2 separate regions of the Homo sapiens genome follow, and region 1 is linked to region 2. Evidence: chromatin contacts called from ENCODE Hi-C or POLR2A ChIA-PET data. All regions are on one chromosome and are shown on one strand. The core of a region is the stretch at or near the end of the contact, and the rest is flanking DNA. Distances in the headings are between cores, read along the strand shown. Region 1 overlaps SIPA1L1 (signal induced proliferation associated 1 like 1). Region 2 has its middle 110 kb from the start of SIPA1L1.

The links. A loop is a pair of places that touch in the nucleus more often than their neighbours do. ChIA-PET counts read pairs that join two places held with the same protein, here RNA polymerase II (POLR2A). Pooled maps may share reads with other maps.
Region 1: POLR2A ChIA-PET joins it to region 2 with 10 read pairs in BJ. The contact joins two enhancer-like sites. A Hi-C loop is called at or near these places in 3 of 50 pooled maps. POLR2A ChIA-PET finds 5 or more read pairs at or near these places in 2 of 52 experiments (BJ and Panc1).

What each region holds. Positions count from the first base shown.
Region 1 is chr14:71,538,526-71,543,738 of GRCh38, forward strand. All of the region lies in intron 4 of SIPA1L1 (signal induced proliferation associated 1 like 1), which reads left to right. Among named protein-coding and RNA genes, the nearest start is that of SNORD56B, 140 kb to the left of the region's middle. Within about 2 kb of position 1,431, at least 4 of the 41 ENCODE cell types and tissues checked have a DNase peak (open chromatin) inside an H3K27ac peak, as active enhancers do.
Region 2 is chr14:71,204,997-71,210,113 of GRCh38, forward strand. No RefSeq gene overlaps it. Among named protein-coding and RNA genes, the nearest start is that of SIPA1L1, 110 kb to the right of the region's middle. Within about 2 kb of position 1,940, at least 6 of the 41 ENCODE cell types and tissues checked have a DNase peak (open chromatin) inside an H3K27ac peak, as active enhancers do.

The DNA.
Region 1 (5,213 bases), core at 181-2,680, 330 kb after region 2:
TTGCTGTTTCAGATCTCTCTGTCCTTATTGCCAAGTCAGGTCTCTAAGCTTCATTGTCAAGTTCACTGTCTTCCTAAGGTTGTAATAGCGGCAGGGTCATGGTGCTTTTTGGAGTTTGTGTCTGTTTTCTGGTGTTTGCTGGATACAAGACGGCAAAGTAGTCCCATTTCTGTTGCAGTGCTTGATAAATGCAGGGTCATGGTGCTTTTTGGAGTTTGTGTCTGTTTTCTGGTGTTTGCTGGATACAAGACGGCAAAGTAGTCCCATTTCTGTTGCAGTGCTTGATAAATGACTGAAGAAAGGAAAAAGGAGAGAAAGAAACAAAGAAAATCTGATTTCTTAAGTAGTTACAGTCTGTTCTTCAGACTGTTTTTTGTTTGTTTGTTTTGATGGTGTTTATTAAATGTGCACATCATTAACTGCAGTCATACAGGGTTGCTTTCAAATCTGGGAGAACACAGTGGTCTACAAAGTAGCTTCTTAGTATTTCTCAACTGTTTTTCAGCACAAGGGAAGATGCACTCATTTTGATTTCCTTCGTTTTTTCCTCCAAGAGCAGAGAGCCGCATTGTTTTTCCTGTGACCTTTATAAAGCCATGTGGTCTGTTTGGAGGACAGTCAGTGCACACTCCATTCAAGGATGCTCTCTACAGTCCTTCCTGCTCCTTGGCCCGTTTTCCAAAATGAGATAATGAATATAAAAACACTCTCTCATAAGCTGTAGAAGTGTCAGAAATGGAGGAGAATATTGTCTTTACTATATTACTCTTTGCTTGTGTGGCCTAGTGTAAATATTCTCTATTCACTACATGATCTCCATTGGTGAAATGGCTGCTTTTGACAATACTGTTTCCAGAGAATAGCTACTTCTCGATTAGGCCAGCTTGGAACTTTTCCAATGGAAAACTATTTGCACATTGAACAAATATGACATATATTGCATTAAAATGAGTTGCTGGTATTTCATAATATTTAGAAGTTGAAGAATCACTGCCCTTTATGTATGGCAGTAAATTTCTTTTGGCAGTGACCATGAAGTTCTTGGCCACATGAGAAATAACTGACCAGAGAGTCTGAATCTAACTTCTTATTCAGAGAGGACTGTTTCTCTGACAGATGGATTTTGTAGCCTTTGTCGAGCTTTTATATAGAATAATGCTTTTTGTTTTGTGATTTAACTCATTGCCCTCAGGCTTTTCAATTTGTATATGTTGATTTGAAGAGCTCTTCCCATGGAGAGATGTGTGACCTGGACTACAGGAAATATAATGTGCAGGAAGAGTTGGGGAGGGGGGCATTTCCTTCCTCGATCTCCCAAAATAGCCAAGTAATTAAATCTATTACTGTAGCTAGAAAGCAGAACTATTGTCTATATTGTCAGCAACACCCTAAGGGTGAAGAGAAGCTGCCTGCCTCTGTGCAAGACATTATCTGAGCAGGCGCCTCATCCAGTGGGACGATGCCATCCACATTTGGAAGCAGGCTGAGAAATGCTTCGGCACTGGCAGCAACTCCTCATCAGAAATGCTCTCTCGCATTTTATAGTAAACCTGTGTTGACTCTGGTGGGGAGCTCTAAAAATACCTTATCATGGAGATTTGACATTTCTTATAGCAGCCGATAGTTTACATTGACAAGCCCCTTGGAATTGTTTCAGAACACTAATCACTTGCTGTCAGCAGCTAGTTCCTCTGAGGGGAAGAGCGGGGCTGATCCTGCCTCTGTTGTGAGACTGCATGATTAGAGGGACATTTCTGAATTCATGTCCATTCCTTCATTTCCAGTGCATACTGAAATCAAAATACCATCAAAGGCTGATAGAACTGATTCACAGAATTTGTTTTTAGGAATTTTGGATTTTTTAAAGTACAGCTAAGCCTGGTGGTGGCTCATGTCTGTAATCCCAGCACCTTGGGAGGCTGAGGTGGGAGAATTGTTTGAAGCCAGGAGCTCAAGAGCAGCCTGGGCAATATAGCAAGACCGCATCTCTACGAAAAATAAAATTTAAAAAATTTTAAAACTAAATAAAAAGTGCTGTGTTATAGCTAGGACAAACAAAAAAAAGGTTGTGTCATTTGTCTTGGAAGTGATGTCTTTGCTGAATGAGAAAAAGAATACAGTGACAAGGGAAGCAGTTTCACTGCTGAAAACATTCTGACTCTTGTTAGAACAGAATTTTCCTCCTCCAAGAGAGATGGTTATTTAGACATGACATTGTTTGAAATTAGGGCAAAATCATGTAGTGTTTTAAAAAAGTACTCAAATATACAGTGAAAAGAAAGCCAAGCTGTAACGCATTAATCAGAACTTATTCATGCTGGCTGGGCAGGGTGGCTCAGGCCTGTAATCCCAGCACTTTGGGAGGTCCAAGTAGGCGGATTGCCTGAGGTCAGGAGTTTGAGACCAGCCTGGCCAACATGGTGAAACCCCAACTCTACTAAAAAGAAAAAAAATTAGCCAGACGTGGTGGCACACACCTGTAGTCTCAGCTACTCAGGAGGCTGAAGCAGGAGAATTGCTTGAACTCGGGAGGTGGAGGTTGCAGTGAGCCAAGATTCTCCAGCCTGGGTGACAGAGCGAAACTCCATCTTTAAAAAAAAAAAGAAGAAGAACTTATTTATGCTATATGGAAGATAATTTTTTCTCTCTCCTTCTGGTGAGAATAATTTGCTGCTCCATGTGAGGTTAAGTTAGTTCCTTTATTGGATCATTTATTAAATGTTAAGTTCTGCCTATGGATGAGTACATTAACCAAGAGGGCATGTTTCATTTTTAGAATAATTGACTAATGTAAGGATTCTAATGTTTATTATATCTATAACAATTCCTCTTTAAGGATAAGTAAATAAAGACCCAAATGCATAGTTACTTGTTAAAAGTAGCAAAACAAGTCATTCAAAGAGCAGGAAACAGATGGGCCAGTGCATGTTTCTTTCTATAAAAGTTAATCTCAGCCAGAAGCGGCAGCTCATGCCTATAATCCCCCAGCACTTTGGGAGGCCAAGGTGAGAGGATTGCTTGAGCCCAGGAGTTTGAGACCACCCTGGGTAACATAGTGAGACCCTATCGCTACATAAATAAGAATTAAAAAATAAAAATTAGCCGGGCATGTTGGCACACACCTGTAGTCCTAGCTGCTTGGGAGGCTGAAGCAGGAGGATTACTTGAGTCTAGAAGGTCAAGGCTGCAGTGAGCTATAATTATGCTACTGCATTCCAGCCTGGGTGACAGAGTGAAACTCTGTCTCTGACAACAGCAACAGAAACATTAAGGTATGTTGACACAATGCATACATCATTCAAAACAGAGATTCTAGTGCCAGTTATTGTGTCATTATTTTTAGATAAGTATTGTAGCCATTGCACAGTAATAGCTCAAGGCTCCCCATTCCATATATTTCCCATTGGATGGCACAAAGGAATTCTAAAACACGTAAGGATCAGTAATAACTTACTGACTTTGGGGTTAAGGGACAGGAGGAAATCAATGGCACGACCATGGATCCAACCTGCTAGAGAATGAACTTACTTCCCAGTCCCCCAACTCCTTATTTCTATATTTTTATTTTTTTAGAAATAGGGTCTTACTCTATCACCCAGCCTGGAGTACAGTGCACAGTCGTAGTTCACTGGCAGGCTTGAACTCCTGGGCTCCAGCTCAAGCCGTCCTCCCCACTCAGCCTCCCAAGTAGTTAGGTGTGCACCACCATGCCTGGCTCCTCCTCCTCCTCCTCTTCTTCTTCTTCTTCCTCTTCCTCTCCTCTTCCTCTTCTCCTCTTCCTCCTCCTCCTCTTCCTCCTCTTCCTCTTCCTCCTCCTCCTTCTTTCCTCTTTCTTCTTCTTCCTGCTGCTGCTGCTGCTGCTTCTTCCTGCTGCTGCTGCTGCTTCTGCTTCTTCTTCCTGCTGCTGCTGCTGCTTCTGCTTCTTCTTCCTGCTGCTGCTGCTGCTTCTGCTTCTGCTTCTTCTGCTTCTTCTCCTCGTCGTCCTTCCTCTTCCTCCTCCTCCTCTTCCTCCTCCTCTCTTCCTCCTCCTCCTCTTCCTCCTTCTCTTCCTCCTCCTTCTTCTTCCTCCTCCTCCTCTTCCTCCCCCTCCCCCTCCTCCTCCCCTTCTTCTTCCACTTCTTTCTTCCCCTCCTCCTCCTCCCTCCTCCTCCTCCTCCTTCCTTCTCCCTTCTCCTCCTCCCTCCTCCTCCTCCTCCTCCTCCTCCTCCTTCTTCTCTCTCTCTCTTTTTTTTTTTTTTTACGAGATACAGTCTTGCTATGTTGCCCAGGCTGGTGTGGAATTCCTAGGATCAAGCAATCCTCCTTCCTGCCTTGGCCCAAAGTGCTGGGATTACAGGCATGATCCTCTGTGCCCTGCCCCTTCATTTCTTCTGTGTTCTATTCTTAACTTTGTATGTTTCTCAACTTTTATGAAGTCCTACTCTTTTCTGTAGCTAACGTCTTTGTTCTGTCTTTACCAGTCCCTCTCTTCTCTGGGATGTGAATTCTCTAATTGTGTCATTGCACTTACTCCTCCTTCCTCATCTCTTCATGCTTTTTCTGTGTCTGTAAATCTTCTCTGGCTCTTTCCTGTCCTCTCCAGCACCCACTGCCCCATCCACTCTCAGATCTTTTCCATTCTCTCTCTTCTTGCTTCCAGTATGTCACAAAAAGTGAAGGAGTGGGAGAATTACCCCATCACTCTTTTTTATCTTTATTCTTAATTCTTAAAAGTTCTTTTTAAATTTGGGTATTATATATCCAACAAAATGCAAAGGTCTTAGTTGTCCTTTAAGATTTGGGTTTCTGATTATTGGCTGTTAGGAATAAGATTGCTATCAACATTCTTGTACAAGTCATTTTGTTGACATGGAATTTCATTTCTCTTGGGTGATACCTAGGAAGAGAATAATTGGGTCATAGGATAGATGTATATTTTACTATGTAAGAAACTGCCCAACTGTTTTTCTGAAATGGCTGTGCCATGTTATAGTTGCACCAGCAATTCATGAGGGTTCCAGTTGCTCCACATTTCTTACCAGTATTTGGTATTATCAGTTTTTAAATGAACTTTTAGCTCTTCTGCTGGGTGTTTAATAGTATCTCATTATGATTTTAATTTGCTATTTCCTGATGACTGATTTTGAGCATCTTTTTATGTGCTGATTGGCCATTCATGCGGTCAGTAACTTTTTTCTTTTTTTTTTTTTTGCAGTGTCTTTTGCAAGTCTTGA
Region 2 (5,117 bases), core at 690-3,189:
ATTAAGGGGAAGATTATGCAGAAATTTCTAGAAAAAGAGTGGTAACTTATGGGTTGTCAGGTCATTACCATGGAAGGGCTGGTAACTTCCTGGTGTAGCCATGGCAATGGTAAACTGACATGGCATGCTGGTGGATGTGTCTTATGGAGAGGTGCTTTCGCCTCCTCCCTGTTTTAGCTAGTCCTCAACCTGGTCCAGTGTCTGAGCCGAGCCTCCAGAGTCAAGTCTTGCCTCCTACCTCAGGGAAACCTGGGGCCATAAAAATGTGCTAATACCACTGGGCCATGTTGTGAGCCTTGTCTGGGAATAGGGAGTGGGGACTTCTAGGGAAATTACCTGAGAATCATCAGGTGAGACTGATGAGTTTGGACATTCACTACCTCAGGAGGGCTGGTTTGAAAACCCAGGAGGCCCACCTCTGGTTCTGTTCCTGACCTTGCAATGATAGGATGTTAGGCAAACCTAAAAACTCTTGGGATTTCCACTATCTCACTGGTAGAGCCAGGGACTCATTAGCCTGGATTAGGAGTTGATGAAGTTGGAGAAAGTTGGCTAGAGACTCCCTGCTGCTCATGGAAAAAGCAGTGTATGTTACTAATGGCACCACCCACTGCCTGTAAGAGCAGATATTCATGGTAAAGCAAATTCCCTAAGGTCCATACAATTGTTTCCATGGGGTGCAGTGTCCAGTGGGAAATGATGAGGCTCTGTGTCCAGGATACCAGGAGCCCAGCCTGACGCTGCCTCTAAAAGCCTCTGTGGGGCTTTGGCTAGGTCATTGCATCTTCTGGCCTCAGTTTCCTCTTCTTGGTTTATGACAAAGCAGACACTTCTCAGGGGGTCGATTTCTGGCCATTTGGAATAGAGGGCAGCTTCACATTGTCTAGTGAGGGAGCTGCTCCTTTCCAAATAGGAAGGAGAAGAGAATCAAGAGTGAGTTTCTTGGCCAGGCACAGTGGCTCACGTCTGTAATCCCAGCACTTTGGGAGGCCAAGGCGGGTGAATCACTTGAGATCAGGAGTTCAAGACCAGCCTGGCCAACATGGTGAAATCCCATCTCTACCAAGAAATGCAAAAATTAGCCAGATGTGGTGTCCCGTGCCTATAGTCCCAGCTACTTAGGAAGCTGAGGCATGAGAATAGCTTGAACCAAGGAAGCAGAGGTTGCAGTGAGTCAAGATCGCACCAATGCACTCCAGCCTGGGTGACAGAGTGAGACCCTGTCTTAAAAAAAAAAGAGTTGAGTTTCTCATCTCTTCTCCCCAACCCAACAGTAAGCACAAATATCACAGATTTTCAGAGAGGGATCTGTGTGAACTCATCAGCCTAGTGACTAAGGCTTAGCATGGGTGCTGCAGCTGTGCATGGGCACCCATCATCAGACACAGCCTTCTGATCACTTGATATGGTTTGGCTGTGTCCCCACCCAAATCTCATCGTTAGCTCCCATAATTCCCACATTTTGTAGGAGGGACCCAGTGGGAGATAAATGAATCATGGGCATGGTTTCCCCCATACTGTTCTCTTGGTAGTGAATAAGTATCACGAGATCTGATGGTTTTATAAGGGGAAACCCCTTTCACTTGGTTCTCGTTCTCACTTTGCCTGCCACCATGTAAGACCTGCCTTTGTTCTTCCCTTGCCTTCCGCCATGATTGTGAGGCCTCCCCAGCCATGTGGAACTGTGAGTCCATTAAACCTCTTTTTCTTTATAAATTACCCAGTCTCGAGGACGTCTTATCAGCAGCATGAAAACGGACTAATACATCACCTCTCGTCACATGCTCCAGCCTCTGCACAAGGCTCTGTTGTTTCTGTTCTCAATCCCAGTCCCCAGTTAGTCCCGAAGCTGAGAGCTGGACACAGGCTGTTGCAGTGGCTGAACCTGAACAGAACCAGAGCTGCTGGCTCACTGGCTGCAGGCAGCTTGTTCTCTGCCCTCTACAAGGATCTGGGATTTATTTAGCCTGTTTCCCTGGCAGCGCTGGTTACAGTGGCAGCATCTGCTTCCCCAGGAGGCTGAGTGAGTCACAGCCACCTACGCTAACCCTTGGCACAGCACAACTCTGTTCTGCTGGGGACCACTGATAATAAGCCAGCAGGAAGATGCTGGAACACAGGCTCGATGCAGACAGTGCACTGGGCATGGGGTCCTGGGAAAGGCTTACCTACCTCCTCGTGCAAAAGAGGTTAAGGCTGGAGGCTGAGTTAACCCTGGCACGCTCTCCCTACAAGAGCTGTTAAGTCTGCTTAACAACTTAACAAAGTGGCTCACCTCAGCTGCTGCCAGCAGCTACAAGGTCTCATGGGAAAGGCCTGCAGGATTTTGGACTCCAAGTCCAGGCCCTCTTTTCACTATGCAAGGATAAGCCCTCAAATTTGTCTTTCCACGGCCACCTCTGCACCCATATTGGCCCCTGGTTCCTTCTGGCTCTCAACCCCAGGACCTTCTTTTAAGACATCGTCAGTCCCTCCTCTGGGCAGCAGTCCTCAAAACTGTATTCTTTCCCAGGCCCACCCCTTCCTGAAACTTTTATTTCCTCCATCTTGTCTCCCCTTATCATCTGGGTAATCTGAAAAAAATTAGTTGATCCCATGTTGTTAATGACTAATAACAGGTTATAGCGCTAGTCTCACAGGTGTTGCATTTACTCTTGACTTTGAAAGCCAGAGAGAACATCAGTCGTATGCAATGGTTTCTCCAAATATAGTCCCTGGATTTGTAGCATCAGCTTCATCAGAGAGTTTATTAGAAATGCACATTCCCAGTCCCCACTCCAAACAAATTACATCACAGATTCTGGGGTGGGCACTGACAATCTGTTTGAATCAGCCCTCCAGGGGACTCAGATGCACGCCACGGTCTGAGGACCCCTGGTCTAAGGAAAGAGATCTATAGCAGTGTATTCTCCACCCTGTGGGGAATGGAGAATTTTTGTCCGTACTTGTCTGGATTCACAGTACAGCTGCAAATATCTCTCTGTTTCATGCAAGCCACACTGAAGAGGCTTGAGTAGGCAAAGACCCCATTTGCTCCAACTCTGGGGGTTTTCCTATGTCCTTCCTCCAGATTGTTTGAGTCGCATGGAAAGAAACTGGTGTTTTTTTCATGTGTGGAAAAGGGCAGCATTGCCTCACCTGCCACAGAGAGGGCTTTAGGGATAAAAGGAAACCCACCCATTGGAAATGAACAATCTAGCCATCCTGTTTCCTAAGAGCTGAGGAATTCAAGCAGAGGGAAAAGAGACTGATAATATTTATTAATCAATGTGAATTACTCTTTCTTCTATCAATTCTTTTTGAACATTTACAGATTGCTCCTATGCTGAGCCCCACGGCCCCACCCTCAGATAGCTTACAGGAGAGTGAGACCATCAGTCAGAATGGGTTGGGCTATGCCATGGTAACAAACAACCCCACAGTCTTGGGGCCTTAACATAACAAAGGCTCATCTTGCAAATGCTTCATATCCAATGAGGGTCTGCTCTGCTCCACAAAATCACTCAGGGGCTCAGGGCAATGGAGAATCCACTATCTTGCAGCTGCCCTAGTCATTGCAGCAGGGGAAGAAACAGCTGGAGGTGGTCAGGTGCTCATCCAGAAGTAAATTCCAACACTTCTGCTTACATCTCACTGGGCAGAATCAGTCCCATGGCTTTACTAACTCCAAGGAGCCAGCAGGTGTATGCCAAAAGAGAGAAACATGGATATAGTTGGATATTAAAAGACTTTACCACACTAAGACCACTCATTTATTCATTCACTTATTCTTGAATAAATATTTACAGAATGCTTACCACATATCAAGCATTAGGCCAGACCCTGGGGATATAGCATCCCCAGAGCCGCTGCCTTTGCACATTAGAGACAGCCATTAATATTACATTGGTGCAAACAGTGCCCCCTGCAGGTGTGCAACACAGGAGCCCTGCTGTCTTTTATTTTTCCTGTTTATGTTATGTTTTATCATTACTATCTATCTTCCCCACCAGAAAGCAAAGTGAGAGAGCTGAGATTTTGTCTGAGTTGCTCGCTGCTATATTTCTGGAGTTTAACACAGTGCCTAGTGACCTCAATAAATATTTAAGTAAATGACTGAAAATGAAAAATTATTGACTATGTTCCCCATCAGTCCCTGCCTTCATGGAGCTTATAATCTGCTGAGTCAGGAGTTGTGTAAACAATTAGCTGAAGTATTGAGAAAAATCACGCACTAGACAGAGTGAAATACAGGTCAAGTAAAAACCTGGGCCACGTGCCTTGGGAGCGTGAAAAAGCCGGGGATCATTTTTGACCATGGGTAGGATCAGGGAGATTAACCTTGTTTTACAGGTGAAAAATGAAGATCCAGAGAGGCTTGCAGTGGGCCTGCCCATCAAGGGGTGAGCAGCAAGGCAGGCAGAAGAATCCTGCCCTACCTCTTGTTTTGGTATTTTTTCTTCTCCCTACACTAATAACTAACAAAGCTTTATATAGTCAGCCTTCCCTACCTGCTGGGTCCGCATCCATGGACTCAACCAATTGCAGATTGAAAACATTAAACAACAACAACAACAACAATAAAAATAATACAATTTAAAAAATCAATACAGTGTAATGACCATTTGTATAGCGCTTACATTTTATTAGGTTTTAAAAGTAACCTAGAGATGATTTAAAGTATATGGGAGGCTGTGTGTAGGTTATATGCAAATACTACACCATTTTATATTGTGGACTTAAGCATCCTTGGATTTTGGTGTCCTGGGGTGAGGGGGTCCTGGAATCAATCCCCCTCAGATATCGAATGATGACTGTATTTGTACAGCACTTTACCATTTTCCAACAGCTTTCATATACTACATATCTATAACTAGTCTTTAAGGATTAAAAGCCTTAAAAGTCTCTCTCTAGTCCCCACCCCACCATCCTATACCCAGCCTCAGAATTTGGTCCTCTTTTGATGTCTCTTTGCCTCTGGGAGGAGATGTGGGATGTGTTTCGTTGTGAGGATGGAACATCCAGTTCTCCCCGCCCTGCCCTACCTCCCAGCACTTGTCCCCACGCCTGCTCCCCAGCTGCCCAGAAGCACCGCATAGAAGAGGCAGCTTTTCCGAAGGGCATCTGCAGAGCACATG